Linked DNA regions of Homo sapiens: regions 1, 3, 4, 5, 6 and 7 are each linked to region 2. A link is a loop called in an ENCODE intact Hi-C map of the cell type or tissue named here. Cell type or tissue: A673. All regions are shown on one strand. Each heading gives the region's core, and the rest is flanking DNA. Links, peaks and the distances in the headings are about the cores only. Region 1 overlaps FCRL2 (Fc receptor like 2). Region 2 has its middle 3.6 kb from the start of SMIM42. Region 3 has its middle 37 kb from the start of CD5L. Region 4 has its middle 56 kb from the start of FCRL5. Region 5 has its middle 95 kb from the start of LINC02772. Region 6 has its middle 4.2 kb from the start of FCRL3. Region 7 overlaps FCRL4 (Fc receptor like 4).

Region 1 (4,301 bases), core at 101-4,100, 350 kb before region 2:
TAGTAATATTTAAAGACTTTGTGATAGATCTCCATGAGACAGGAAACTGTTCAATTTTTTGGATGAGTCAAAGACACCTTTTGCACAGAATATAGAGGGGCACTGATATCTTCAGTCTTGCAGTGGAAAAGTCATTATTCCTAACAACGGTCCCAATAATAATTCCTCTATCATTTTTAATTTCAAGGTTCAACCAAATACAACTTCTCCTCTGACCACTCTGTTCATTCACATCTACTTTTCCTGATGCTACATTGCCTTCTAATAAGTCAATTTGTGTTGCAATCTCATCATGTGGAGACATTTGGAGAGCCATTAGACAGCAGGTGGTTTGCCTTTTGAAGTGTCCCACCCACTACTAAATGCCAAGGCATACAGTCAGTGATCAATGGAGTCTTGATCAATGAATATTACTTAACTAACAACAAAAAAAGAAAGATTATAAGGGGCTTAGTGCATTTCTGATTCTTATGAAGTAGGAAGCCAGGAGCAATCTGGAGGGGTTTTTGTTATGTTTTGTTGTTTTTTTGAGACGGAGTCTCGCCCTGTCGCCCAGGCTGGAGTGCAGTGGCGTGATCTCGGCTCACTGCAAGCTCCACCTCCCAGGTTCACGCCTTTCTCCTGCCTCAGCCTCCCTAGTAGCTGGGACTACAGGCGCCCCCCACCAAGCCCAGCTAATTTTTTGTATTTTTAGTAGAGACGGGGTTTCACCGTGTTAGCCAGGATGGTCTCTATCTCCTGACCTCATGATCTGCCCGTCTCAGCCTCCCAAAGTGCTGGGATTACAGGCGTGAGCCACCGCGCCCGGCCGCAACCTGGAGGGTTTTTCTAGCTTAATTTTCACTTTCCTCAAGGACAGGAGTTGAACAAAGAAACAGACTAGTAGTCCAAGCTGAAGCTATAACACTCCTATCTTTTTTTCTCCAGGCTCAGCCTCACTGATACTTGCTCTGCACGTGAATCTGGGATTGGAGGCTCTGTTTTCTGATCCTGTGAGTCACCGTTTCTGCCTTGCACCAGTAAGACCCTGTGTCTTCACTCCACACGGCAGAAATCTGGAGCTCCGGAGAGCTGCTCCAGCCTGACCCCAGGACCTGGTTTTCTCTGAAGAAGCAGAACTGGAGTTGAACATCCAACCTCTGTGGAGAGAGCCGGGTCTCACATTTCAGGCTCACTGGACCCCCTTCGATGGGCTGGAAGGAGCTGGCAGTCAGCACAGGACGTTGAAAGAGCTCTAGAGAGAAGGATCACAATAGTCCCCAAAGCAGTGACAGCTAAGATTCCTGCTGAAAAGCCTCTGGCAAGAAGCAACCCCAGCAAACAGGACATTCAGAGCTAGACACCTCTCACCCATCATGGCTCCTTTGATGATCAAACCACAAGCACTCCCGTCTATATTTAGCCCATGAGCAGCTTTCCCCTACCCAGTACCCACCCTGCCTTGCTGCCGTGGTCTCTCACCCAGCCCATCCCACAGAAGTCAGGGTTTTACCTTGGACTTTTATCTTTACTATATTTGAAGTTTTATCCCAGAGAAAGAGTTGTCCTTTGGTACTACAGAAATAGTTACCACTGTCACTTAAAACTGCACTTTGGATAAGGAAATCTGAGAATTTTTTGAAAACAGATAACTCTTTGTTATCCTTATGGTAAGCCATCTTCTGAATTTTCCAGTTCTGTTCTCCCTGGCATTTCAGAACGATGCTGTCTCCTTCGAAGACAGAAGAGGGCGCCACAAGGGTCAGCGAATCTGGAAGAGAAGGAGGGAAACCGGATTTGCCATTTCTGCAGAGAACCCAGACAGACTCCATTGGCAGTGAGGTGGTCTCAGGCATAGCCTCTACTTCTTTAAACAAGATGGAAGTTCCAATCCATGCCTTAATTACTGAGAGTTTCATCCCATGTTTCCTGAGGGGATATCTTAGCTTGTGCTGCTATCACAAAATTCCATAAACTGAGTGGCTTATCAATAACAGAGATTTATTTCTCACAATTCTGGACGTTGAAAGTCTGAGGTCAGGGTGCCAGCATTGTCAGGTTGTGATGACGGCCATCTTCTGGGCTGCAGACTGCCAACTTTTCGCTCTACCGTCACATGATGGAAAACTAATCAGCTAACTCTCTGGCCTCTTCTTATAAAAGCATTAGTCCTATTCATGAGGGTTCCACCGTCATGACCTTATTACCTCCCAAAGGCCCCACCTACAAATACCATCACACTGGGATTAGGGTTTCAACATATGAATTTGAGGGAGATACAAACATTCAGTCTATTGCAGGGGTGTCAAGGTAAACATGGTTTTTTAATGTTCATGAAGGAGTGTTCTGATAAACACCTCATCTTCAGCCTTCTCCATCGGTGACACCACACAGGGAAACCATTGTCCTTAGCGGGCACTTTATTTTTTCATCCTCCATGCTGTCATCCAGCCCTCAGAGCTCTATACTGTGTTATAAATTCAGGTCCCATCCCCTCTTCTTACCTCACCAGATAAAACCATCAAGTGGCGTAGATTATTGGGAATATGCCTGTTACTGGAATAAGATCCAGTATCTTTAATTATCTACTTGAATTCTCCACTTGAATGCCTTCAGAAAATTTTTCTCATCCATTCAGTGAAGTAGAGATTATTTTTAATCCAAGGCTTAGTTCCTAGAGACTGATCATATAAAGAAAAAAGCTATTGCCAAAGACAAATGTCCTCCCCAGAGGTTGTTTTCCTTAGATTGGTCACAGGTTCTCTAATTTTGACCCCGTCACTTCATTTATTTACGGTACCAGACTATGTTTTGTGTCTATGACATCTTCATATTTTATGATTATAGTAGAGGATTCTGACCACAAAGTAAGGAATTAAGTTATATCTCAAATAAAAATCTTTCCTGTCACTATTCAATTGTATCATGACTGTCAGATGTGTAGTAGAAGGAAGCAGAAGTCAATAAAATAAGAGATGTGGTGACTCATAAAATACTACTGCAGAGCTACAGCCAAAAAGCCACAGGAAATCTGTGGCATTTGGAGGTATAATTTTTGGCAAAATGTATGGTTCGCTACTGGCTATTTCAGCAGAACCAGAATTACTTGTTAGACATTGGGGAACAATCTGATTATATATATATATATATATTTAGCAGGGCAGAAAAGGTTGGTTGGAGAAACAATTAACTTAATTCAAGATTTGTGGCCTCCTTTGCAAATGGATACTAGATCTCATGGAAACGCCACCGTGGGACTCGGAATCAAGCCAACTTTTAAACCACTGATACAGTCTTCCTCCACAAACAGGAAAGATTCCTGTAGAGAACACCACTGGGGATAGGAAGACGAGTCATGATTAGAGACACTGTTGCAAAGGGCATGACAGGCAGCCTCACTGGCTCTGGCTGCCACTGACAAAGTGAGACTTTGAGTTGGTCGTTAGGAATTATTCATATCCTCACACTGCATGGTAAGAGGCAGACTGCCCCAAGAGCAAGCCAAAGGATGGAGAGCAGTGAGGAGTGGATGATCTTGAGTCCATAACAGCAGACCAGCAAGTGGGAGCAGCAGGGTGAGCCGGCTTGCAGCTCTGAGAGGAATCCACTGGGGAGAGATGCTAAAGCTCGGAGGCCTGGAAGTGAACTTGCGGCCAGAGAGAGTCATCGTCACCACCAGGAGATACTGATTGATTTCAGTTCTCACAACGTTTAACCTAGTTGTGAAGAGCCAGATCACACTGTTTTGAATCCAAGTCTACTATTATTAGCTGTGTGATACTGGACAAAGCACTTTACTCTTTGGACTTTGGTTTTGTAACCAAGTATCCCATTTTTCTAAGAAAAAAAGAGGAAGTATTTTTACCTTTTTCATGCACTTATAATTTTTACCTTCTCTCCATCATCCACTCCTTGCACTGAAAGCATATCTAGCTATGTGTTTACTTAAGAGGTTCCAGAGACAGAAACTCAAAGCAAACCAGGTGCCTCTAGAACTCTCTCTCACCAGAAGAGTGCCTCAATTTACAACCTAGTTCTGCCCACACTGGTGCCAAGCCAAATCACTTCAGATGACATCCAAAGCAAGTCATGTAGACTTGCACCACCTCGCTCCCTCCCCTGCATGCTGTTCACACCAAGTCCCCCTTTAAAAGCCCTTGCCTTCTGCCCGAGAAGTAGAAGTGGTACCCTCAAGGCAGAAGCCTGTACTACTTCCCCTCAGCTATGTTTTGGAATTAAAAAGTCACTTTCTTTCTACCAGATCTCTCTCTTGTTAATTGGACTTTGCAAGCAGTGAGCAGCTGGACCTGTGTTCAGTTACA
Region 2 (4,296 bases), core at 297-4,296:
ACAGAGTGATACTCCATCTCAAAAAAAAAAAAAAAAATTATGGAGGACCCCAAGGAACTTCAGTTTGTTAGAAACTAACACTAAACTTTTAAAAAATACTTATTTTATGTAAAAATAACTATGATAAACTTATTATATATTAACAGAAATAACATATTTGGAAAGAAGAATAACAGTGTTTTACATGTTTGCAAATCTCTTTAAAATGCAACATGTAGTCTTTCAAAAGCTCTTCTGTACACTCATGAAAGAGAGTGAAAAACATATTAATATTTTTATTAAAATAGTTTCCATTTCATGGATCCCTTGAAAGGGTCTTGGGGTATCCTTAGGGATCCCAGAACCATACATTGAGAACCACTGGCTTAGGTAATTTGCTGTGGATGCACAGCTGGTATGAATGAAGGGTGGAGCCAGCATTCCACTCCCAGTTTCTCTGAAACACACCTCCACACTCAGGCCTCCCCCACTTACCCCTGGGCACCAGAGGCCTGTGTAAAGTGAGAGTGAAGTTCCGGGTGGGCCAAGGAGCTTCTGGCTCTGGCACTCCATGAGTCTGTCTGGATGATGGCAGCTCTGGGCAGTGCTGATTCTATGGCTGCTGCCCCTGCCCACTTAGGGAATCCACAGTTTTTGAGCTTCAGTGGGCTGGAACAGTTAGAGAGCATCTCTCAATCGCTTGAGAAGACAGCTCTGTGACTCCCAAACTTTTCTAGGTTTCTCACCCCACCCCCAATTTGTGGCATCACCTGTTTCAGCTACTGACCCAGCCAGCTGATGCTCCAAGTTAGGAAGATGGGAGTCAGCAAAGGTCCTTATTGGTATCGCCTGCTTTTTGACAAAGTTCTGAAGATGGACCCCTTTGAATTCAACTTCTACCTCTCCACACACACTCTTAAAAAACTGTTGAACAGGCTGGGCGCCATGTCTCATTCTTGTAATCCCAGCACTTTGGGGGACAAGGTGGGTGGATCTCCTGAGATCAGGAGTTCAAGACCAGCCTGGCCAACATGGCAAAACCCCATCTGTACTAAAAATACAAAAATTAACCAGGCGTTTTGGTGCACGCCTGTAATCCCAGCTACTTGGGAGGCTGAGGCATTAGAATCACTGGAACCCAGGAGGCGGAGGTTGCGTGAGCCCAGATGGCACCACTGTACTCCAGCCCGGGCAACAGAGTGAGACTCTGTCTCAAAAAACAAAAACAAAACAAAACAAAAAACAAAAAACTGAGCAGAGAAATATTTACAAAAGGGCAGTTCAGGTGGAAAATATAAACAGGCAAAGTCAGAGAAACAGGAAAGAACCAGGAACTATGGAACATTTTATGATAAAACTATAGCATTTTAACTTATCTTCTTGACTTAATTTCTCCCTATTTCTTACCAAAGGGTAATTAGGGAACTTTGGAAAGTTTTTGATAAAACTTTGGAAACCTTTATGATAAAACTATAGCATTGTAGCCTATCTTCTTAATTTTTCCCTATTCCTATTCATCAACCATGCCAGATTAACCTTGAGTGTTTATTTCATGTGTCACTTTCCTTCCCTGGCTCCCTCTAGCTTGAAATTGAACACCTTAGCCTGATATTCAAGGTCTCTACCATAGGCGAGTGCTATTTTCTCACCTGACTCCCCATTGTTTCCCTGCATGCGTCATGCAGCTGGCTCACTGCCCCCCTGTCATGCCTCATGAATTCCCTTCCACTCTTAAGTCTATGCTAGCTGTTTCCCTAACATTGCAGCTGCTTCTGGATGCTTTCCCTAGCCCACAAGGACCCTTCAGGCTTTAGAATGCCAACACCCCATCCTTGGCCTGTCTCAGAAACCACCTGTGGCTGCTGTTAGTCCAAGGGAAGCCCTTAGCCACATCTGGAACTAAAGCTCCTCAAAGAAGGGATTAACATCTCATTGCTCTTCACCACCTTCTCTCTGCCACCCATTGCTCACTGGCTGCTTTATGATGGTCAGTGCTTGTTGACTTGATGCCTACAGGTGCAGGAGCTGGAGCTGCCGACAGACCTCTTGGAGGGTGTTGGAGAAAAGCCATAGGAGGTAAGGGAGGCAGACACAAGGCACCCCTGGCAGAGCATCTCCCTAAAGAGAATACTATAAATTAATGCCAGCAGCATTTTAGAGCAAAATGATTTCTGATAGAGAAAGAAGAGCTTCCTCGAAGCTGAAAATGTCTTATTCCATGATGAATGCAGGGAGCAGCATGGGAGAGGAAAAGAATTCAGGCTCTGCTATGAGCCTTTGAACAGATAACCAGCCTCCCTGATGCTCCGAGCCTCAATTTTCCTTGTATAGGAGGGATAATGCCCTTTTCACAGCATAGCTAGGTAGCAAAAAGATACCATATGTTAAGAACCAGTGTATAATTGATGCTCAATATATAACACATGTTTTTAAAATTCTGAAATTTCCAACCCTGGAGAACTTCTGGAAAAGAGATTCCCATTATTGTGGATGACTTGATTATAGGCCTTTATGGAGGTGGAGGGAGGGACTGACTATCCAGCTGAGTCCCTTTGCCTTTGCGGGTGCTACAAGGACCAGGTTTGCTGATGTTTTGCTGCCATCTGATGGCCATAAGCTTACAGTGCAGCCTGGCCGGTTTGTCCTTAAGTCTGAATAATAGAAACAGAAGAATGTAGGCGGGGCTTGAGGAGTTTGGGGAGTAACTAAATCCTGGAGGATGGAAGGAAATGGCTTTGAGTTCCATGGGAGGAGGGGAACTTTGAGTCTCTGGGAAGTGTGAAACAATCTGGGCCAGGAGTCTTTTTTTTTGTTTTGTTTTTGTTTTTGTTTGAGACGGAGTCTTGCTCTGTTGCCAGGCTGGAGTGCAGCGGTGCGATTTCGGCTCACTGCAACCTCCGCCTCCCGGGTTCAAGAGATTCTCCTGCCTCAGCCTCCAGAGTAGCTGGGATTACAGGCATGCACCACCACGCCCAGCTAATTTTTGTATTTTTAGTAGAGACTGGGTTTCACCATGTTGGCCAGGATGGTCTCAATCTCCTGACCTCATGATCCACCCACCTCGGCCTCCCAGAGTGCTGGGATTACAGGCATGAGCCACCGCGCCCGCCTGGCCAGGAGTCTTTTAATACATGCACCTAACTAGTAAGTGCAGAAATGCACCAGCTGGAAGGAGCCTTAGAGATCTATCCCCATCCCCCCTCCACAGCTCAGTCACCAGTGATTACTGCCCACCAGGGTTCTGTGAGATACAGTCCCACCTATGTCTCCAGCCTCATAATGCTTTATTTTTGTGTTCAATTTCTGTGTTCCAGAACTGCTGACCATCTTTCTATCCCATTGACTGCTCCCTTCACAGGCCTTGGCCGGTGCTGTCTCTCTATCCGGGGGGCCTGGCCCTTCTTTTGCCCCTCACCTGTTTCTCATTCACTCACCCTTCAGTTCTCAGCCCAAGCATTACTTCCTCAGGTAAACTTTCTCTGTCTAGGTCAGATTCCTTTCATATATACTCTCATAAAGCCAGATTCCTTTTTCAGAGCACTTTTCTCCATTTATAATTAAAAAATCATGTATGCGGTTATTTCGTTAACATCTGTCTCTCTCACTGTGCTGTATGGGCTCTAGGAGAGAGAAGATGGGCACCTTTCTGCTATTCTTGTATCCCAGCATCCAGGACAGGGTCTGGTACACAGTGAGAGCTCAGTAAATATCTGCTGGGTGAATAGAGGCATCTGCATGATAGGAAAGAAAGATTTGAAGAGTGTTAGGAGTGCTGAAGATCTTTCTGCCAATTCTAAGACATGCACAGACCTTTGGTGGAACTCCTCCCCAACAAGGAAAGGCATGGAACCCATGCCCACTCATGTCAAGACACCACTCCCCATCCCACCCCTAGCATGCACTATTTTCCAAGCACACCATGCTTGGGAGGAATGCTGGTGGCTTTTAATAAAGAGGGCCTCAGCTGTCAGAGGCAACCGGGCTATGTCTTTCTCAGTCATGAGGCTTTTCAGTTTCATCTGCCAGCTACTTGGTGGTTTGTTTCTGCCAAAGCTGGTCAACCACAGAAACAAACACCCACCGCCACCATTGGCAACAGGCACTCCAGGAGGCAGGTGAGAGCCCTCACTGGGGTGGACTCCCCTTGGGTCTGGTAGCAACCCTAGCCTCTCTACAGCACCAAAGGACCAAGCTTCCAAATTTCTATGGGCTAAAGTGGGGGTGAAAGAGTGACCCATGCTTTGAGATGCAGAGTGCATGGCCACATACCCCGAGTGACTTATTCTTCCAGTGGCCAAACACAGTTCCATGATTGTA
Region 3 (4,301 bases), core at 78-4,077, 250 kb before region 2:
CAGCATATTTTCTTGAAGAGAGTATGTTTTCATAATACTCCATGGCTTCAATATGATAATCTTAAATCGATGACTCTTATTTTTTATGTTTCTCTTCCTTTTGGTTCTCCTTTTCCTCTTCATTTAATAATTTATACAAGCTCTCATTTTTCTGTTTAGTATAACAAAGAATAGAATAACCAAATTCAGTAAGCGCAAAAACCTTATCTCAGTGTTTAGAAAAATGCGCAGTGGTATGCACAGCAAACAACTTGCCAAATGCATTAAACATTGAAGAGCAAAGGACCGTTAAGAGAAACAAGTATCATAACTAAGAGTGTCAGAACTCCAAGCCTCTGACAGGAAACTTCTTTGGTTAAAAACACGGCAAGCATTATTAGTAGCAGCATGTAATTATACCAGCCCACCCTGATGATGCTCTATCTATCTCCTAACCACTGATTTAGAGAAATCACAGCACATCTGTCTATTTTCATGACATGGCCTCATAAGTGACCAATTAAATAAACCATACCACTGGATGGTTGAGAAAAAAAATTGTTCAATAGAATTGTGGTTTGAAGTTAAAATTTATAAGAGAAATGTACTCAGTTTGTAAACATAATTGAGAATTTAATAGTCACCCTATTTATAAGTGCAAGTTATTTGATTTGTGATTACTTAAGTACATGAGAAGATTTGTTAGACAATTTGCTGGAAAAGGAAATCAAATACAGTGCATTAAATTTAAAAATGCGGTTTATTGCGGCAATATTCATAATAGCAAAGACTTGGAACCAACCCAAATGTCCATCAGTGATAGACTGGATAAAGAAAATGCAGCACATATACACCATGGAATACTATGCAGCCATAAAAAAGGATGAGTTCATGTCCTTTGCAGGGACATGGATGAAGCTGGAAACCATCATTTTCAGCAAACTATTACAAGGACAGAAAACCAAACACTGCATATTCTCACTCATAAGTGGGAGTTGAACAATGAGAACACATGGACACAGGGAGGGGAACATCACACACTGGGGCCTGTTGGGGGGTGGGGGGCTGGGAGAAGGATAGCATTAGGAGAAATACCTAATGTAAATGATGAGTTGATGGGTGCAGCAAACCAACATGGCACATGTATACCAATGTTACAAACCTGCACATGGTGCACATGTACCCTAGAACTTAAAGTATAATAATAAAAATAAAATAAAAATAAAAATAAAAATAAAAAATAATAAAAATAAAAATGCAGTTGAAAATGTCTAGGAAATTTAATTAACTAAGCTATTTAAAAATTCCCTTTTCAAAATATTTGTTAAATTTTCATTCTTGTAAACTTATATTTGGAAGTATTGTTTTAAACTGTAAGCATCTGAAAAGTCTTGTGTGTGCCTCCAAGCCACCCTCAAATACACTCCAAACCTCACATTGATACTCTCCTTTGGTTATACGAATCAGCCCAACTGAGCAGTACAAACAAGGAATTTTCCACAAAAGACAAGGATAGAGGAAATACAGAATATAAAATACTTTTGCTTTTGTCCCTGCCAACTTTTTATCCAGGGAAATTATTGTAATCTTTTCAAAGAGGTTTTTGAAATTTAATTGGGTCACTTTGGACCCTTGCAACTTCAAAGTTTATGCTCATCCTTGATATCTTGATAATATTTTGTTCTTACTGGTTTGCCTGGCTCCTCCCTGCCGCCCTTTGGAGTGATTTTACCTGGCTCAGCCTACAAATGTTTGCCAGAATTCTTTTTAGAACTTTAGATTTTGGAAATTTCTAACAGTCCTGATGGCAAATACATCAACAGATCTATCTGGCTGCTATCGTAGGAACATCTGCCTATATCATGCCTCTTGATAAGTGAGGATGGCATGTTCACAGAGCTTCTTTCTTAACGAGTGCCACCAGATGTCACTCTTCTCCATAACTAAGATCAGTGCCTAGGGTATCCTTGCCTTCTCAAATCCTGTGAAGTCCTGGATTTGTGATCAAGTCTGTGCCATCCATGGGGAACAGTGTCGGCATCACCTGGACCTTTCAGGATCTCATTTAATCTCCAATAATGTACCTCCCAGATTGATCAACCTGCAATCTTCCGGAGTGTGCTCATAACTTTGTGTCTTTCTCTACCACCACTACTAGAACCCCCATGAGTTTTTCTCATTTATGGTAGCATATGACCTCTAATTGTGGTTCCAAAATTTGTTTAATGGCATGCCTCACAACAGTCATTCAGTCCCTACAAGGCCCTGTCTTAGGTGCTAGTATAGGGCAGGAGCCTACCTAGAGATTTTCTCCTTCTAGGAAAGACTCTAATTTATTGGGAAATTGGATATTCATGGAAGTTGTGGTTTGTTTTTTTTAAAAAAAAAAGAGAGAGAGAGGGAGAGAAAGAAAAGAAAGAAAGAAAGAAAAAGAAAAAAGAAAGAAAAGAAAGAAAAAGAAAGTCTGACCTGTAGGGAGTTATTTTTTTTTTCCATATCAATGAACTCACCTAATGCTCTAAGTCTGGTTCTCCATCCGAAATACCCAGGTTGAAACTGCATTATTTCCTCAATGGGCATTATTAAGATGTCACAGTTTTCTTCACAATATCTCTAATTTTGTGCGGGATCGGGGGAGTATTTTGAGGAACATAATATGATGAGGATATATTCCTACTTATTTATGCCATAAGCCAGAGTGTGGTAGTCCTAGTGAAAGTTACCTCCTTCCTAACTATATTAGAAAAGAAGAAATCTTATTGTACGACACAAAACTGAATTTCCTCAGTATCTTTTTTTTACACCTTTTCTCTCAAAAATGCATTCACCACAGCACCTATTACTTCCAACACACTTTAAAAATCTCTTTCAATATTCTAGTTTTCCTACCTCTCTTCTTCCATTACCTCCTCTCCTATTTCTAACCTCCTCTCTTTTGCTTAAAATATTTTTCTTTTGCAGCTACTTCTGTGCCCTTTCTCATGGAAATTAATCACTTCATTCTCAGCTTCTAGTTTTCTTCTTATTATCTCAATCATGTCCAGACACTGAACGGAGCAAGCAAAGATTTCTATTTATAAAGAGAAACAGGAGAAAAGGCTGTATATTTATATTTATATATTTTTCTGGGCACAGTGTGGTTAAATTAACAAAAGTAAGCATAAAGGATAAAATGCAATTGTAGTAGGTCATTTGGAAATAAGTATATTGCTCATGGCATTGAAAAATGGTAGTTTTTTAGCAAAATAATTTCACAATATATGATAAGATCTATTCAAATTCTTTCTGACTCAGTAATCCCATTTTAGAAATATACCCCTAAGAGGAAAATAAATGTCAAAATCTACCAAGATGTTTGAAGCAGTGCACTGTGACATAAGGTAACAGAGGCTATCATAAACATTACATCTGATTTATAGCCAAAATCATTATAGAAGCTGTACACATAGGATGCAGCCACAGGATTTAAAGAAAAATAAAGTACTGCAAAACTGAGGCAAACCTGATTCAACAAATGATAGAGGGAATATGCCATGGCCTAGTTCTTCCCAACAGGAGTAACCCATCCAAAAGAATTATTTATAGATTTGTTTTGATAAGTCTTGGTAGCTCCCAATTCCCAACAAGGAATAGAAAGTAATAAGCTGGCAATCAGTGAGCTATCACCTTGGAAACTATGATATAAAAGAACTTTAAAAGTAAGATTAACTATTAATTGTTCTTAGCCAGTTTTTCTCTCTAAAACTTTTGATGGATATCAACTGCTCCAATCAGGCACCAACGCGCGCTGTAACTAGAGAAGTCTTTCTCAATTAATTGGATGTGGCAGGGATGGGCAAAGGTATATAGCAGGTGGAAGGTGAAAAAAAGAAGAAGAGAGCAAATTAGTCTCCCTGAGCTTCCAAGAAGACCAACACATTCCAACACATTTTAAAAAATCTGCTGCCTCCAGATTCTGATGACCAGCATTGATACATACCTTCAGGTCACTTAACCCCACCCTGCTTCAGCCTTAGAGAATCTGCCTGCACTAGAATCAGAAGTTAAACATGTGTCCATGTGTCTCCAACACAATCTGTGGAGGAGAAACACCCTTCTTAGCTGACAAAGGACAAAGTACAAAAAGTGTATATTTCCAGTCAGTGCTTCCCAAAGTTTTTCATATCATAATAATAGTTTTTGGGCAATCTGGTACAAAGTGGGGGATATTCAAAGGCCCAGGGGAGGATACTATAGTATAAGATTAATGGTCCAGGGATTTCAGCAGCCTCGGGCAACATCTCAATGAACTAAAGGCCCAGGGAGTCAATATCTCAACGTGG
Region 4 (4,301 bases), core at 99-4,098, 630 kb before region 2:
GGTGTGTGAGAAGGTCTGAGATAGGAGGGAGCAAGTGTGATTCAGGGGCTGATGGCTTCTATTGAGGTCCAGTTTACATCCAGTACAATTCATCAGTTTAAAGTATATTAACAAAGTTTCCTTGTGTTTCTTAGAGAAAAATTTTAACTTTTCTACAACTGCATATTAGATTCACGTACTGTTTTTCTTCTTACATGGGAATGGGGGACAGTCTGGCCTGGTCTGTCATTTTTCTGATGATATCATGAGTCAAACCATGTCTCCCCTTTCTATTTGCATCTTCCCCCTGGAACTTAAGTTGAGAGAGACACATGTTGATGTTGATGTTCTCTGCTTAGCTACTGTGTAGACACAGATGGGTTGAGAGGCTGGACTGTGGGTAGCTATATTCTGAAAGCTTAGTTTCTGCGGTCTTTCTCTGAATTTGTTGGAAACATTTGCACTTCACGTCAATGTCCAGGGCTTATGCAGTGTTTTCCAGTGATGGTAGTACCCCATTGATGTACATGTCTGTGAGTGTGCATGTGTATTTTAATTTCTGAAAGACCTACCGCCTTGGTAACCAGTATTATTTGTGTTACTATTTCTGGGAGCAGAGCCTAAAGAAAACAGCAAGGGCTGGGTGCAGTGGCTCACGCCTGTAATCCCAGCACTTTGGGAGGCTGAGGTGGGCAGATCACAAGGTCAGGAGTTCTAGACCAGCCTGGCCAGCATGGTGAAACCCTGTCTCTACTAAAAAAACAAAAATTAACCAGGCATGGTGGTGCGCATCTGTAATCCCAGCTACTCAGGAGGCTGAGGCAGGAGAATCACTTGAATCCAGGAGGCGAAGGTTGTAGTGAGCCGAGATCATGTCACTGCATTCCAGCCTGGGTGATAGAGCGAGGCTCTGTCAGAAAGAAAGAAAGAAAGAAAGAGAGAAAGAGAGAAAGGAAGAAAGGAAGGAAACAGCATGCTCATTGCAAACCCTTCTGGGGTAAGGATGAAGAGCTTTGCAGAAACTACAAAGTTTGTTTCCTGAAACAAAAGGCAGAGCAGGGTATCTTGGCTGTTATAGGGCTGAGATTTGGGTTCACTTGGAATTGAGCCATTCTTCACTCTTGAGATGCTTACTTAATGCAGATCAGCTCCCACTGTAGATGTTAGAGAGACCTGTAATTACAATGGAATATTTGGAAATTTTTCTAACAGATGCCTAGCCACATCCTCACATTTCTTGGTGTGTGCAGCACCACTGTGGGAAAGAGCTGGTAGCTTGAGTGAATTAATGGGACTCTTCTCCTTATATGTTAATTTGCAGAGGCTAGGGAGGGATGGAACCCACACATGGATTCCCAGCTTCCCAGTTGTGCTCCCAGGATATGATGCTGTTCTGCTTAAGACTCCTTTCAGAGCTCACGCCTGAAGGTCCAGACCTGTGATGGCTGAGCTGAGCTGAGCAGGGCAGGGCAGGGAGGGTAATCCACGTATTTGGCCTCATAGTTGAGATCCTGTGTCAGCAGCTGATGGTTCTGGGGTATGTTGCCTCTGATGACAAAGCTGGTGGAGGCAGGTGTGTTGGGGCCTTAAGACTACAGGGGCCTCCAGGGCAGGGGTGAAGCAGCTGCACCACTTGACCCAAGTTGCACCTGGTGGCGGTGTCAGGAAGGATGGAGCAGACCTGGTAGTTTCTGCTCCCCAAGGTCTGGCTAGCTCTCATTCACTGAAGGACACAAAGAAAATATTAATAGCTACTACAATAGTTTGTGTTTATATATAACTCCTTTAGGGAAATATTTCAAAGGTAATTAACATTACAATGAATCAATACAGCAAGGGATTGTGGAAAATGGGGTATAAGTGAATTGAATTATTGGAGTTGTATTATTCAATGTATTGCCATATTAAAAGGATGGGTTGATGATTTTTAAAATAGCTAATTTTTAAGTAGGAGTTTTAAAAATTACTCAAATGATGATCCATCATGTGTACAGTAAATAGACTTAAGTACATGACCAGTAGACCAAAAAGATGTGAATGCACATTAGTGATGTTAAAAAGTCCAAATTACCCATTTAGTTCCAGTAAAATAACATTACCTAGTACATTATATTAACTTGAATTTTATTGCTTTGTTTCTATTTCTATACTTTTAATTTTATAGTTTTGAGAATACGTTATATAGATTTTGTGTTTGTATGCCTTTGAGTAATGTGATAATAAAACAATTTAAGTCAAAATTGGGCTTCAAAGGGCATGATGTTTCACTTTTAACAGGGGACTCATTCTCAGCCCTCACGCTAGTGTCAGCCACGCATAGTGTCAGTGACACCTAGTGGTTCAAGCAAGAACTGCAACTTCATTGAATGGTGGACGATTTCAAAGAAAAACAGGTTCTCCCTTAGATAAGCCTCTGGATCCCTTTGATGAGGTGTTGAAATGAGGGCCTACCAGTCCCTGGTGTCTCCCATTTTGGCCTGTTCCACACTGACTCGTCAGCTATTTGAAGCAACTTTATGGAGGAGGGAATGACACTTCGTATACTAGGAACAGAATGTAGAAACTAATGATGACTTTTAGAGTGAGAAAGTTTTCAGGAAGACATTTCTAACAATTAGAGTGGTTCAACAATGTACACCACAAAAGCCACTAAGCCATGACTTTAGGATCACTTGGCAGCCTGCTGGGCTCATTCACTAGCTAAGCCATCTACATCACACCAACCTCACAGAACACACAATTCAATTTTTTTATATTTGTAAATTTATGAATTGCTACGTGCTACAGAACTTCAGGCAATTTATGAATGGTCAAATCCACTGATTACAGAATTCTAAAGGTCATCATGGTCTTTACAATGCTCTGTCCTCAGCAGCCTGTGCCTGACCCATTCCCATTACCATGCCTGCTTTCCCACCCAAGTTCAAGGCCATCCTGAAAAAGTTGCTTGCAGCATCATAGAGGCACCAACACCTCTGCATTCTCATAATTGTCTTTCTGAATCCTGGGATTGGGGACAGGGAGAGGAAGAGGGGAGAAGTGAAAATAAACCGAGCTTGCAGCACCTTCAGCACTAATCATGAGGTCTGCTGCTCTCTAACTGCTTCCCCACAGTTGTTTGGTGCCTATGGCCTCAGAATCATGTAGATCCTCTTATAAGATTATAGTTCCTATCAACTGTTCTATAAATAACAACTTGAAATGTTATGTTTTCCCTTTGAGATATCCCTTCAGGTCTTGCATACTGATGAAACTACTGACTCAGTGGGTCTGAATGATCCCAGGAGCTGCTGAATAATCAAAATATGCAGTTTCCAAATGCTGATTATTTCTCCCCCCTTACCCCAACCAATCAACACCACCAATTTTCTGGCCTCTCACCCTCCACTATATCCTTAAAAACCCCAGCCCAGAACTTCTCAGGGAGATGGATTTGAGGATCTTCTTCTATCTCCTCACTCAGTGCCCTGTGATCATTAAACGCTTTCTCTGCTGCAAACCCTGCTGACTTAGTGTAGGTACTATTAATATATTCATATTTCCATTTTAGAAAGATGTGAAACTACTTTTCATAAGTTGTCCAGGCACACCCAGTTAGAAAGTGACAGAACTGGGCATCTGTCTGCAGAGCCTGCACACTCAACTTCTGTTCTTAGAGTGTGTCTCTAGATGGTGGTCACAGTTATGACCCACAAACTTGTCATCATTCCTAGGCCACACAAAACCCTTCCAATCTTTGTAGGATATTAGACCCACCTGTGTCTCCAGACAGACCATCCCTGTCTTCAAATGGAATGCCTGGAATTTCATTCAATTATGCTCTGCAGTGTTGCCAGAGGTTCCCCAGATTGGCTCAAAAGTCAGCACACTCTCAGGCAAAAAGGTTGCAGTGTCACTTGATTCCAAGGAAACTCTTGTCAAGTTTAGGCAGGTCACACATGGGCAAGAAATCAAACATGAAGAGGATGGTCAGGTTCCCCAGCACAACATGCCCAGGGAGAGAGCACCTGCCACAAACAGCTCAGGTCCAGGGGAATCATAGCTGAGAATCAAAATGCAGAAATCATTTGCATCTGATCTTTCCCAATTCTGGAAAGCCTGGAATCCAGAGCCATCATGATCCCCTTAATTTATTAGGCTGCCTCCTTCATTTAATGAGAATTGTCTTGTTAACCCCATTCTCAGGTCTGTAGAACCATGACAGTTGTTGTTTTCAAATATCTTCTTTGAATACAGGTTCTTCTTATCTCAGGATCACCATAAATCTCCTCTTTGTAAACAGGACTTTGGTCACAGTCATACTTGGAATGAATATCTCATAA
Region 5 (4,301 bases), core at 232-4,231, 750 kb before region 2:
AGGGGATCATGAGGCCTCTGGACTCCAGTCTTCCCAGATTTGGGAAAGATCAGATGCATATGGTTTCTGCATTTTGATTCTCAGCCATGATTCGAGGCCTTTCCTTAGAATCAGGTGCCTGGCTTCGTGGTCTCCATGCCATAGGCCCTGGACCTGAGCTGTTTGTGGCAGGTTCTGTTCTCTGGGCATGTTGTACTGGGGGCCCTGACCATCCTCTTCATGTTTGATTTCCTGCTCTTGTGTGACCTGCCTAAACTTGACAGGAGTTTCTTTGTGACACTGCATCCTTTTCCTGAGAGCATGCTGACATTTGGCCCCATTTGGGGAAACTCTGGCAACATGGCAGAGCACAAATGAATGAAATTCCAGGCATTCCATTTGGAGGCAGGGATGGTCCGTCCGGAGACACAGGTGGGTCTAAAATCCTGCAAAGATTGGAAGGGCTTCATGTGGCCTAGGAATGATGACAGATTTGTGGGTCTTAACAGTGACCACCATATGGAGACACATTCCAAGAACAGAAGTTGAGTGTGCAAGGTCTGCAGACAGACGCCCAGCTCTGTCACTTTCTAACTGGGTGTGCCTGGACAACTTATGAAAAGTAGTTTCACATCTTTCTAAAATGGAAATATGAATATATTAATGGTACCTACTGTTATAGGGCCAATAGGTTTCTATGACCGCTGTGCAGTAACAGACCACTTACACTAGGTCAGCAGGGTTTGCAGCAGAGAAAGAGTTTAGTGATCACAGGGCACTGAGTGAGAAGATAGAAGAAGATCCTCAAATCCATCTCCCTGAGAAGTTCTGGGCTGGGGTTTTTAAGGATATCGTGGAGGGTGAGATGCCAGAAAATTGGGGTTGTTGATTGGTTGGGGTAAGGGGGAAGAAATAATCAGCAATTGGAAACTGCATATTTTGGTGAGTCAGCTGCTCCTGGGATCATTCAGACCCACTGAGTCAGTAGTTTAATCAGTATGCAAGACCTGAGGGAATATCTCAAAGGGAAAACATAACATTTCAAGTTGTTATTTATAGAACAGTTGATAGGAACTATAATCTTAAAAGAGGATCTACATGATTCTGAGGCCATAGGCACCAAACAACTGTGGGGAAGCAGTTAGAAAGCAGCAGACCTCATGATTAGTGCTGAAGGTGCTGCAAGCTCGGTTTATTTTCACTTCTACCCTCTTCCTCTCCCTGTCCCCAATCCCAGGATTCAGAAAGACAATTATGAGAGTTCAGAGGTGTTGGTGCCTCTATGATGCTGCAAGCAACATTTTCCAGGATGGCCTTGAGCTTGGGTGGGAAAGCAGGCATGGTAATGGGAATGGGTCAGGCACAGGCTGCTGAGGACAGAGCATTGGAAAGACCATCATGACCTTTAGAATTCTGTAATCAGTGGATTTGACCTTTCATAAATTGCCTGAAGTTCTGTAGCATGTAGCAATTCATAAATTTACAAATACAAAAACATTGCATTGTGTATTCTCTGAGGTTGGTGTATTGTAGATGGCTTAGCTAGTGAGTGAGCCTAGTAGGCTGCCAAGTGATCCTAAAATCATGGCTTAGTGGCTCTCGTGCTGTACATTGTTGAACCACTCTAACTGTTAGAAATGCCTTCCTGAAAACTTTCTCCTTCTAAAAGTCATCATTTGTATCTACATTTTGTTCCTAGTATACAAAGTGTCATTCCCTCCTCCATAAAGTCGCTTCAAATAGCTGAAGAGCTACAGCGTGGAACAGGCCAATATGGGAGACACCAGGGACTGGTAGGCCCTCATTTCAACACCGCATCAGAGGAATCCAGAGGCTTATCTAAGGGAGAACCTGTTTGTCATTGAAATCGTCCACCATTCAATGAAGTTGCAGTTCTTGCTTGAACCACTAGGTGTCACTGACACTATGCGTGGCAGACACTAGTGTGGGGCTGAGAATGAGTCCCCTGTTAAAAGTCAAACATGCCCTTTGAATCCCAATTTTGACTTAAATTGTTTTATTATCACATTACTCAAAGGCATACAAACAAAATCTAGACACCGTATGCTTATCTCAAAACAATAAAATTAAAAGTATAGAAATAGAAACAAAGCAATAACATTCAAGTTAATTTAATGTGCTAGGTAATGTTATTCTACTGGAACTAAATGGGTGATTTGGACTTTTTAACATCACTAATGTGCATTCATATTTTTTTGGTCTACTGGTCATGGACTTAAGTCTATTTACTACCCATATGATGGACCAACATTTGAGTCATTTTAAAAACTTTTACTTAAAAACTAGCTATTTTAAAAATCATCAACCCATCCTTTTCAGGTGCCAATAGATTGAAGAATACAACTCCAACAATTCAATTCAATTATACCCCATTTTACGCAATCCCTTGCTGTACTGATTCATTATAATGCTAATTACCTTTGAAATATTTCAAAAATGTTTCAAATATTTCAATCCCTTGCTGTATTGATTCATTATAATGCTAATTACATTTGAAATATTTCCCTAAAAGAGTTATATGTAAATACAAACTATTGCAGTAGCTAGTAATATTTTCTTTGTGTCCTTCAGTGAATGAGAGCTAGCCAGACCTTGGGGAGCAGAAACTACCAGGTCTGCTCCATCCTTCCTGACACTGCCACCAGGTGCAACTTGGGTCAAGCAGTGCAGCTGCTTCACCCCTGCCCTGTAGGTCTCTGTGGTCTCAAGGCCCCAACACACGTGCCTCCACCAGCTTTGTCATCAGAGGCAACATACCCCAGAACCATCGGCTGCTGACACTGGGTTTCAACTATGAGGCCAAATACGTGGGTTACCCACCCTGCCCTGCCCTGCTCAGCTCAGCTCAGCCATCACAGGTCTGGACCTTCAGGCGCGAACTCTGAAAGGAGTCTTAAGCAGAACAGCATCATATCCTGGGAGCACAACTGGGAAGCTGGGAATCCATGTGTGGGTTCCATCCCTCCCTAGCCTCTGCAAATTAACATATAAGGAGAAGAGTCCCATTAATTCACCCAAGTTACCAGCTCTTTCCCACAGTGGTGCTACACACACCAAGAAATGTGAGGATGTGGCTAGGCATCTGTTAGAAAAATTTCCAAATATTCCATTGTAATTACTGGTCTCTCTAATATCTGCAGTGGGAGCTGATCTGCATTGAGTAAGCATCTCAAGAGTGAAGAATGGCTTGATTCCAAGTGAACTCAAATCTCAGCCTTACAACAGCCAAGATACCCTGCTCTGCCTTTTGTTTCAGGAAACAAACTTTGTAGCTTCTGCAAAGCTCTTCATCCTTACTCAAGAAATTCTCCCAGAAGGGTTTGCAATGAGCATGTTGTTTTCTCTCTCTCTTTCTTTCTTTCTCTCTCTCTCTTTCTTTCTTTCTCTCTCTCTTTCTCTCTTTCTTTTTTTTTTGACAGAGTCTTGTTCTATTTCCCAGGCTGGAGTGCAGTGACATGATCTCAGCTCACTGCAACCTCCGCCTCCTGGGTTCAATTGATTCTTCTGCCTCAGCCTCCTGAGTAGCTGGGATTACAGGTGTGTACCACCATGCCTGGCTAATTTTCTGTTTCTCAGTAGAGATGTTGTTTCACCATGCTGACCAGGCTGGTCTCGAACTCCTGACCTCATGATCCACCCACCTTGGCCTCCCAAAGTATGGGGATTACAGGCGTGAGCCACCACGCCCAGCCGCCTGCTGTTTTCTTTAGGCTCTGCTCCCAGAGATAGTAACACAAATGATACTGGTTACCAAGTTGGTGGGCCTTGCAGAAACTAAAATACACACTCACAGATATGAACATTAATGGGGCACTACCATCACTGGAAAACACTGCATAAGCCCAGGACACTGACCTGAAGTGCAAATGTTTTCAACAAATTCAGAGAAAGACCATAGAAACTAAGCTTTCAGAAGATAGCTACCCACAGTCCAGCCTCTAAACCCACCTGTGTCTACACAGTAGATAAGCAGAGAACATCAACATGTGTCTCTCTCAACTTAAGTTCCAGGGGGAAGATGCAAACAGAAAGGGGAGACATGGTTTGACTCATGATATCATCAGAAAAATGACAGACCAGGCCAGACAGTCCCCCATTCCCATGTAAGAAGAAAAACAGTACATGAATCTAATATGCAGTTGTAGAAAAGTTAAAATTTTTCTCTAAGAAACACAAGGAAACTTTGTTAATATACTTTAAACTGATGAATTGTACTGGATGTAAACTGGACCTCAATAGAAGCCATCAGCCCCTGAATCACACTTGCTCCCTCCTATCTCAGACCTTCTCACACACCACTC
Region 6 (4,301 bases), core at 155-4,154, 420 kb before region 2:
ATAAAGACGTAACAAGACTGGGCAATTTACAAAATAAAGAGGTTTATTGGACTTACAGTTCCACATGGCTGGGGAGGCCTCACAATCATGGCAGAAGGCAAGGAGGAGCAAGTCACATCTTACATGAATGGCAGCAGGCAAAGAGAGAATGAGAGCCAAGCGAAATGGGTTTCCCCTTATCAAACCATCAGATCTCGTGAGATTTACTCACTACCAGAAGAACAGTATGGAGAAAACTGTCCCCAGGATTCAATTATTTCTCACTGGGTCCCTCCCACAACACATGGGAGTTATGGGAGTACAGTTCAAGATGAGATTTGGGTGGAGACATGGAGCCATATCAGGATATAATTGCATTTAAAAAGTAGTCACTGTTTATCTGAAATACAAATGTAACTAGGAGTCCCATATTTTTATTTGCTAAATACGCCAAATCTAATTGAACAGAATAACTTTTCATTTGCCTGAATATATTAATGAATGGTTGTGTTGGGGGGACATCTATTTTCTTCCATGTGCATGCAACTCCTACTCCTGTTCCTCCTTCTGCTCCTTAACTCACTCCATCCTGGAAGAAGTGACGTGCCTTATGTGATCAGTAAATTTGGGAAGAATAATTGAGTCATGATAAACTTATTATTATTATTACTATAATTTTTTGAGAAAGAGTCTCACTTTGTTGCCCAGGCTGGAGTGCAGTGGCACAATCTCGGCTCACTGCAAACTCTGCATCCTGGATTCAAGCGATTCTGGTGCCTCAGCCTCCCGAGTAGCTGGGACTATAGGCACGTGCCACCACGCCCAGCTAATTTTTGTATTCTTAGTAGATACTGGGTTTCACCATGCTGGCCAGGATGGTCTCGATCTCCTGACCTCATGATCCACCCACTCGGCCTCCCAAAGTGCAGGGATTACAGGCATGAGCCACCGCACCTGGCCCCATGCTAAACTTAACTCCATGCTCTTCCCCCTGGATGCAACTCTACTGGCAGAAGGGTTTATGAACAAGTATACGCCTTCCCCTGTGTGGAGATTTAAGTGGGGAGGGAGTGAGGGAGTCTAAAGTTCCAGAGCAAATTTTCAGAGACACAAACAATTGGGGCATGGGTTTAGATGTAAAAGAACTAAAAACAAAAGAACAAATGTATGAGAGCTATATATTTACAAGGAGAGGCTTTTGGTGGGAAGAGATCCTGTCATTCTCAGCCTTGGGATTTGTTTAGTAAGAGAGACGGGCATTTTCCAGATTGTAGAGGCCTATTCTGAGCCACCTTTTATACTTAACTACTGAGCCTGGGCAAGATGCTTGCAGTCTTAGGGCATATGGTTTTGTGACACGACTTGTGGTGGCTTTGTTCATAGGTCAGTGGTTGTTTCTATAGAGGCAGGACTGTACCCATGAATGTCAATAAGCAAAAGGCACAAGAAACTTGTGAGGGCCTTCAAGATTGCTGCGAAGCCCTTGTAAGCAGGGACAGACAAGGCAAGGGCTTACGTATGGGCAGTAAGTGCTTGGAAGGACACAAGTGCTGCCTGGCAACAGAACTTTGGGGGCTGCAAGATGGTTCAACAGAGGCCCACAGTAGGCACAGTCACATTTTCTAGGTAGTCATAGCTGAAGCAGATAGTCTTTTGTTTTGTTTTTTTTGGGGGGAGGGAGGGGCAAAAATAGAAATCTCTAAAGCATTTTTAGGCACTGGTGACTGGAATAATATTTTTGGCTCCAAGATTCCTTGTATGCTACAAAACACCAATGAGAATCTAGTTTTAAATTGCTAGAATGAAGCCTAGAAAAGCTTCCCATGTCTCAGTCACCCCAAATCTCACCCTGCTTTCAGGTCCAAGCAGCAAACTGGATGGATTACTCTTGAATTCATGTGGCATTCTCTTGGCTCAAGGGTGGAAAACATTTAAACAATTACTGACATGATTACATAGTTATTGTAGGTGGCTTAATTTTTTAATTCTTTCATATACAGATGGGGCTGTGCTCCCCAGACTGGTCCTGAACTCCTAGACTCAAACAATCCACCCACCTCTGCCTCCCAAAGTGCTGGGGCTCCAGGTGTGAGGAAACACACCTGGTCAGTTATATTTTCTAACTGAACTAAATGTAAGTACAAGGTGAAAATATTCCCTAGGAGACAGTCTTCTTAGGCCAGTACAATTCCATATCAAGCAGAGGTTGGTCTGCTCACTTGAGAGAGTAGATGCTGTGTCACATAAGAGGTCCCTCACTGAATTCAGAGCTGAGGTGTCAGGAGCACTTCACTCAAAGAGGAAGTGAAAATCAAGATGCTTTGAATAGATTCAATGGAAAAGAAAGACACAAAATGTTATTTTAACATAGGTTCCTTCAATGTCTAGTTTATTGAGAGGTTTTAACATGAAGAGATGTTGAATTTTATTGAAGGCCTTTTCTGCATTTGAGATAATCATGTGGCTTTTGTCTTTAGTTCTGTTTATGGGATGAATCACATTTATTGATTTGCATATGTTGAACCTTGCATCCTAGGGCATAAGAAACCCACAGCCAATATCATACTGAATGAGCAAAAGCTGGAAGCATTCCCCTTGAAAACCGGCCCAAGACAAGGATACCCTCTCTTACCACTCCTATTCAACATAGGATTGGAAGTTCTGGCCAGGGCAATCAGGCAAGAGAAAGAAATAAAGGTATTCAAACAGGAAGAGAGTAAGTCACACTATGTTTGTTAGCAGATAACGTGGTCCTATATCTAGATAACCCCATCATCTCAGCTCAAAAGCTTCTTAAGCTGATAAGCAACTTCAGCAAAGTCTCACGGTACATAATCAAAGTGCAAAAATCATGAGAATTTCTATACACCAACAGTAGACAAGCAGAGAGCCAAATCATAAATGAATTCCTACTCACAATTGCCACAAAAAGAATAAAATACCTAGGAATACAGCTAACAAGGGAAGTGAAGGACCTCTTCAAGGAGAGCTACAAACCACTACTCAAGGATAGCAGAGATGACACAAAGAAATGGAAAAACATTCCATCCTCATGGATAGGAAGAACTGATATCATGAAAAAACAATTTATAGATTCAATGCTATGCCCATTAAATTACCATTGACATTCTTCACAGAATTAGAAAAAAAAATTTTTTTAATGTGTGTGGAACAAAAAAGAGTCCAAATAGACAGGACAATCCTAAACAAAAAGAACAGACCTGGAGATATCACACTACCTGACTTCAAATTATACTACAAGACAACAGTGACAAAAAAGCAAGGTATTGGTATAAGAACAGATACATAGACCAATGGAACAGAGTACAGAGCCCAGAAATAAGACCACACACCTAAAACCATCTGATCTTTGACAAACCTGACCAAAACAAGCAATGGGGAAAGGATTCGCTATTTAATAAATGATGCTGGGAGAACTGGCTAGCCATATGCAGAAAATTGAAACTGGACCCCTCCTTTCACCATATACAAAAATTAATTCAAGATGGATTAAGAACTTAAATGTAAAACCCAAATCTATAAAAACCCTAGAAGAAAATCTAAGCAATACCCTTCAGGACATAGGCGCAGGCAAAGATTTCATGACAAAGACACCAAAAGCAATTGCAGCAAAAGCAAAAATTGACAAGTGAGATCTAATGAAACTAATGAGCTTCTGCTCAGCAAAAGAAGCTATCATCAGAATGACCAGACAACCTACAGAATGGGAGAAAATATTTGCAATTTAACCATCTGACAAAGGTCTAACATCCAACATCTACAAGGTACTTAAACAAATTTACAAGGGAAAAAAATAAAAAACAACCTCATTAAAAAGTGGGTAAAGGACATGGACAGACACTTGTCAAAAGAAGATATATATGTGACCAACAAACACATGAAAAAAAGCTCAACACTACTGATCATTAGAGCAATGCAAATCAAAGCTACAATGAGATACCATCTCACACCAGTCAGAATGGCTACTATCAAAAAGTCAAAAAACAACAGATACTGGCAAGGTTGTGGAGAAAAAGGAAAGCTTATACCCTGCTGGTGAGAGTATATATTAGTTCAATCATTGTGGAAGACAGTGTTGTGATTCCTCCAAGACCTAGAGGCAGAAATACCATTTGATCCAGCAATCCCATTACTGGGTATATACCCAAGGGAACATAAATCATTTGATTATAAAGATACTTGCATGCATATGTTCATTGCAGCACTATTCACAATAGCAAAGACATAGAATCAATCTAAATGCCCATCAATGATAGACTGGATAAAGAAAATGTGGTACATATACACCATGGAATACTATG
Region 7 (4,301 bases), core at 112-4,111, 540 kb before region 2:
ATATATGTATATATATTCTCAGCACAATGCTTACCACATAGTAGACATTTTACAAACATTTATTCATTCAGACCTAAGGGAGACCTTAGTACATACACTATAATGATCACAATATCTATCAGAAGGATGCTTAATTTTCATCCTGATCATCAGCAAAAGTATACTGTGTGTATTTCAGTGCCTATCTTCCCTCCTTAGAATCTAAGCTCTCCACTGCAGGGATTTTTGTCTGCCTTGTTTACTGATTGACTTCCCATACTTACAAGAATACCTAGCACATAGGAGGTGCTCAGTAAATATTTGTTGAATGAATGAATATAGTTTGCAGCCAGAATCTCTTCCCAAAGACGTACCTTCCTCTTCTTCTCCCAGCTGAGTAGTCTGGATCTCAGAGTATACCAAATCTCCCTTTTTGGGGTGTACTGGAAAGAAAAGACATTTTCAAGGCTGTTCCTGTTAGTATTAAAGTGCTACAGATGCCTCTTCCTAAGCATCATCTCCACTCTTCTTGGACACATAATGGAACAATTATCTGGGAATATCTGGATTTGGGACACTTTAGGGAGTCCAGGGGCATTTCCCAGGGCTGAAAGCGCATTATCTTTCCATGGCTGAGGCCAGGAACAGCTTCCTAGAAGGGAATCCTCACCATCAACATACAACGACTGAAGCTCCACCTGGGCAGGGCAGATGGAATGGGAGGACTCTCCTGGGCCTGGAGCGGGAGGGAGCCTGTGAGACACAGAAACACATAATAATCCCTGGAACACTGTAACATGCGGGAGAGTGAGATACCCAGGGAGAGCGGCAGAGGAGAAAGAGGATTTGGAGAAAGTCAGCAGCCAGTAGGGAACTGGAAAGCCTGAATGGTTTAATCAGAGTTTCAATAGGTCTATATAGAGTGAGACTGTTCTTTTTAAAAAAACCCTGGAGCTGTGGTATGGACAGGCTGCCTGGAAACAAGGTTAGGGAGTCTCTGACATCATCGTAACAATCATCGTCTCATAGTCAGAATGATTACTCTTGTTTGGTTAAAAAATACTGGCTTTCCAGCCTGGGCAACATAGTGAGACCTTGTCTCTACACAGAATAAAATAAAGTTGGCCAGGCATGGTGACATGCACCTGTAGTCCTAGATACTTGGGAGGCTGAGGTGGGAGGATTGCTTAAGCCTGGCAGGTCAAGACTGCAGGAAACTGAGATGATGCCATTGCACTCCAGCCTGGGTGACAGAGCCAGATCCTGTCTCAAATATATACATAATGGCTTCTTCATCATCAGGAAGTAGTGATTAAATGTCTTTACTTTACTGTTGGCCTGGTGCAGTGGCTCACACCTGTAATCCCAGCACTTTGGGAGGCCGAGGCGGGCAGATCACTTGAAGCCAGGAGTTTGAGACCAGCCCAGCCAACATTGTGAAACCTGGTCTCTACTAAAAATACAAAAATTAGCTAGATGTGGTGGCTCATGCCTGTAATCCCAGCTACTTTGGAAGCTGAGGCACAAGACTCACTTGAACCTGGGAGGCGGAGGTTGCCATGAGCTAAGATCGTGCCACTGCACTCCAGCCTGGGTGACAATACATACATACATACATACATACATACATACATACATACATACATACATAAAATGTCTTTACATTGTAATGTCTGTACAATCCAAGAAGGAATTAGACATAATCCACACTCTTATTCCTTACCTAAGACTGAGACACTGACATAGAAGGAGGAAGATGACAGTATTTTCCAAATGGAAGTTAAGCACATAACGTTTAATGAGTATATATGCGTGTATGGTGCAAAAAGAAGATTATTAGAAACATAGAGTTCTCTGGAAAACCTAGAACATTTGTAGAAAATCTAGACTCTAGTCATTGTATGCATAATTATAGTAACACATTGTCTAACTTAATTATAGTACAAGAAATATTCTGTACTTTATAACCTTTGGTATTATCCATTTAGATGAGTAGGTTAAGATCAAATAAGAAATCTATTATTTTGCATGTATTGCAAACTATTAGCTGACAAGCAAAGTTCTAGGAAGCTTCATTTTTGACAAATTCATGGAGTGTGAAAATGGAAGTATCTAGCCACAGGGCCAAAGAGGTATAACTTGACCTAATTTCATAACCCCACAGTTTTGCATATTGTGTACTCGGGAAACTAAAAAGGAATGGCAGAAACTGAGGTCTCACCTGGTTTCGTCTCCCAAGAAACCAACTCCTGCAAAATAAAGCAAAGACGCATTTTTGTCAGCAGAGGGAGCTCTTTCTCAATGACTTCATGTAACAGGAGCTATCTAAGAGAGGTAATCAAGACAGTCAATTCAAACACCTGCCCAGTCCTGGGTTTTCATGAAAATGAGGTGAAAAAAAGATTGTACAAAGCATATAACTTTTTGAGGCCAGGACTGCACACTCCTGAGTTAAGTATGTAATTGTCTGAGAATTTATTAAGACTCAAGTCTGTGTTGAAATCCCTCAGGAAACATTACATATAACAAAAGTGTCACTTGGAGAGTAGTGAGCTGTGGGTGAACTTCGAGGAACATCTGTGGCCATGCCCAGAGGAGCACTGGGCTCTGACTCAGCCCCACTAAGGAGAATTGGTCAGAGGTCCAAAGCTCCCTACCTCCAGTTCAATGCAGGACACACAGAAGGTGCTGTCAGGAATCTGGAAAGTTGAATTGAATTAAGAGACAGAGTTGAAGGATGTGGGTAATTATTCTAGAGCTGAAAAAGGTTCTGCTCCTGTCTTCTACACCAGGTTTCTTGGCATCTAAAGCCAGCCTGAGGTGGGCTGAGGCAAGAAGTCTTTGGAAGCACGCAGCAAACAGTGCCTGGGACAGACCATCTCCAAGAGGCAGGGGAGGCTGACCTGAGGAGAGAGGGGCCACTGGAGCACCAGATGGCAGGCTCAAGCCTGCTCAGAAAAGCCCCTGAAAAGCCAGACCCAGAAAAGCCCCTGAGGGGACAGAAGGATAAAATTAGCCAGCTCTTATTCTCAATCATTTCTGCAGAGCCTTTAGTTCATTCTGAATCTCCATTTATGGTGGATTTAGGATAGGCTGAAGTATCTAACTGGCCAGTCTATATGAACCAAAGAAACTGCCTAAGTAAACTGTTCAGATAAAGTTTTTGGAACTTTACATTAAAAATTTCACTCTTCCTCCCCTTCACTGAGACTTAGCCAATCAGACTAGATATGAGCAGCTCTCATTCATGGCTTCTGTTTGCAAAACTGCCCCTTAAGGAAGGGACGGACGTGAGTGTGTGTGAACGCTGGGAGTGGAGACTTGGGAGTGGAGACTTGGGAGTGGTGGCCTGGTGGCCACTAAGGCTGTCTGCATGCTGAGTTCAGGGGAAGGAACAGGGCAGGAACTGTGGCAAAGAAAAGAGCACAAACCTGACTTCCTCCGACGCCAGCAGTGAAACAGCAGGGCCACAGCCAGGAGAAGAGCACTGAGCAGCCCTCCAGTGGCTCCCGCGGCGACAAGGCCATCTCTGTTGCCTGGGGTCTCTAAGGGGAAAGGACCTGTGTGAATCTCAGTGGAGAGGTTCAGGGTTTGGGATTGCCTTTTCCTCAGCTTGGTTGGGTAACGAGCCCTGGAAGAGAGAAAAATCTAAAGGACTAGGTCTCATAAAGACATCTTGGGCCAGGTTTTGGCCAGAAAAGCTCACATTGGGTGGGCCAGGGCCTGAGTGCAAGAGGAAACAGCAGCTCCCTCTACCTTCAGTGAATCATTTTAGAAACTAACAATTTAGGGGAAATCCTAATGTTGTATTCTGGTAAGCTGGCTTCCTGCAAATTGCCCCCAGACACCTGGAGAGATACTGTGGGATCATGGCTTGGCAGCACCTAACTTAGGAACAGCAAACTGCCTGAGAGAGAATGAAAATTGCACCACTGATTATGGCACCAGTTGAACCAACAGTAACTCTGAGATTGCTCCGCATTGGGACACCACGATGAAATGGCATCAGCCTCCTTCCTCATAGAAGCCTGTGCCTGTGTGCTCTGAAGGGCAGGAGAGAAAAAAACGGATGGAAAAGTACACATAATCAATAAATTGTTAGGGGCTTTTGATATTTCCATGGGGTCCGTTCTCCTATCCTTTCATCCACGGAAAAGGAGGTTTCATTCAATTTACTTATTTATACAACAAATATTTACTGAGGCTGCCCTGTGCTGGGCATTGACCTAACCCTTGAAGACCCAAGAGTGAACAAGACGTTAAAGTCCCGGCTCTTGAGTTTATAACCCAGGGAGGGGAGACAAGCCATAAACAAATAAATA

Evidence for each region. A loop is a pair of places that touch in the nucleus more often than their neighbours do. Peaks named below come from ENCODE experiments on the same cell type or tissue, not always from the same donor. Only the 100,000 strongest peaks of a DNase experiment are listed, where the experiment ranks them.
Region 1: it touches region 2 in a loop (4-fold over the local background); 4 of 110 quality-filtered maps call a loop at or near these places.
Region 3: it touches region 2 in a loop (8-fold over the local background); 27 of 110 quality-filtered maps call a loop at or near these places.
Region 4: a loop joins it to region 2, with 6 times the contacts of the local background. A loop is called at or near these places in 7 of 110 quality-filtered maps.
Region 5: it touches region 2 in a loop (2.6-fold over the local background); 16 of 110 quality-filtered maps call a loop at or near these places.
Region 6: a loop joins it to region 2, with 2.7 times the contacts of the local background. A loop is called at or near these places in 3 of 110 quality-filtered maps.
Region 7: a loop joins it to region 2, with 8 times the contacts of the local background. A loop is called at or near these places in 42 of 110 quality-filtered maps.

The regions. Positions count from the first base shown.
Region 1 is chr1:157,768,917-157,773,217 of GRCh38, forward strand. It overlaps FCRL2 (Fc receptor like 2), which reads right to left. Exons shown (of 12, transcript NM_030764.4): 3 at 1,493-1,750; 4 at 950-1,234. Among named protein-coding and RNA genes, the nearest start is that of FCRL2, 6.1 kb to the right of the region's middle. RefSeq lists an enhancer at 699-1,898. In A673, for the core only: a CTCF peak has its summit at 1,727 (motif pointing right); DNase peaks (open chromatin) are centred at 1,745, 2,925 and 3,295.
Region 2 is chr1:158,122,579-158,126,874 of GRCh38, forward strand. No RefSeq gene overlaps it. Among named protein-coding and RNA genes, the nearest start is that of SMIM42, 3.6 kb to the right of the region's middle. RefSeq lists a silencer at 2,502-2,671. In A673, for the core only: a CTCF peak has its summit at 2,593 (motif pointing left); a DNase peak (open chromatin) is centred at 2,613; H3K27ac peaks cover 1,491 bases.
Region 3 is chr1:157,876,350-157,880,650 of GRCh38, forward strand. No RefSeq gene overlaps it. Among named protein-coding and RNA genes, the nearest start is that of CD5L, 37 kb to the left of the region's middle. In A673, for the core only: CTCF peaks have their summits at 1,879 (motif pointing right) and 2,080; a DNase peak (open chromatin) is centred at 1,912; H3K27me3 peaks cover 117 bases.
Region 4 is chr1:157,493,927-157,498,227 of GRCh38, forward strand. No RefSeq gene overlaps it. Among named protein-coding and RNA genes, the nearest start is that of FCRL5, 56 kb to the right of the region's middle. In A673, for the core only: a CTCF peak has its summit at 2,320 (motif pointing left); a DNase peak (open chromatin) is centred at 2,295; H3K27me3 peaks cover 357 bases.
Region 5 is chr1:157,368,212-157,372,512 of GRCh38, forward strand. No RefSeq gene overlaps it. Among named protein-coding and RNA genes, the nearest start is that of LINC02772, 95 kb to the left of the region's middle. RefSeq lists a silencer at 1,832-1,901. In A673, for the core only: CTCF peaks have their summits at 1,878 (motif pointing right) and 2,079; a DNase peak (open chromatin) is centred at 1,890.
Region 6 is chr1:157,702,829-157,707,129 of GRCh38, forward strand. No RefSeq gene overlaps it. Among named protein-coding and RNA genes, the nearest start is that of FCRL3, 4.2 kb to the left of the region's middle. In A673, for the core only: no CTCF peak of the experiment used is centred there; no DNase peak of the experiment used is centred there.
Region 7 is chr1:157,578,121-157,582,421 of GRCh38, forward strand. FCRL4 (Fc receptor like 4) reads right to left here. Exons shown (of 12, transcript NM_031282.3): 7 at 3,411-3,524; 8 at 2,201-2,228; 9 at 650-732; 10 at 354-422. Among named protein-coding and RNA genes, the nearest start is that of FCRL4, 18 kb to the right of the region's middle. In A673, for the core only: a CTCF peak has its summit at 2,267 (motif pointing right); a DNase peak (open chromatin) is centred at 2,271; H3K27me3 peaks cover 402 bases.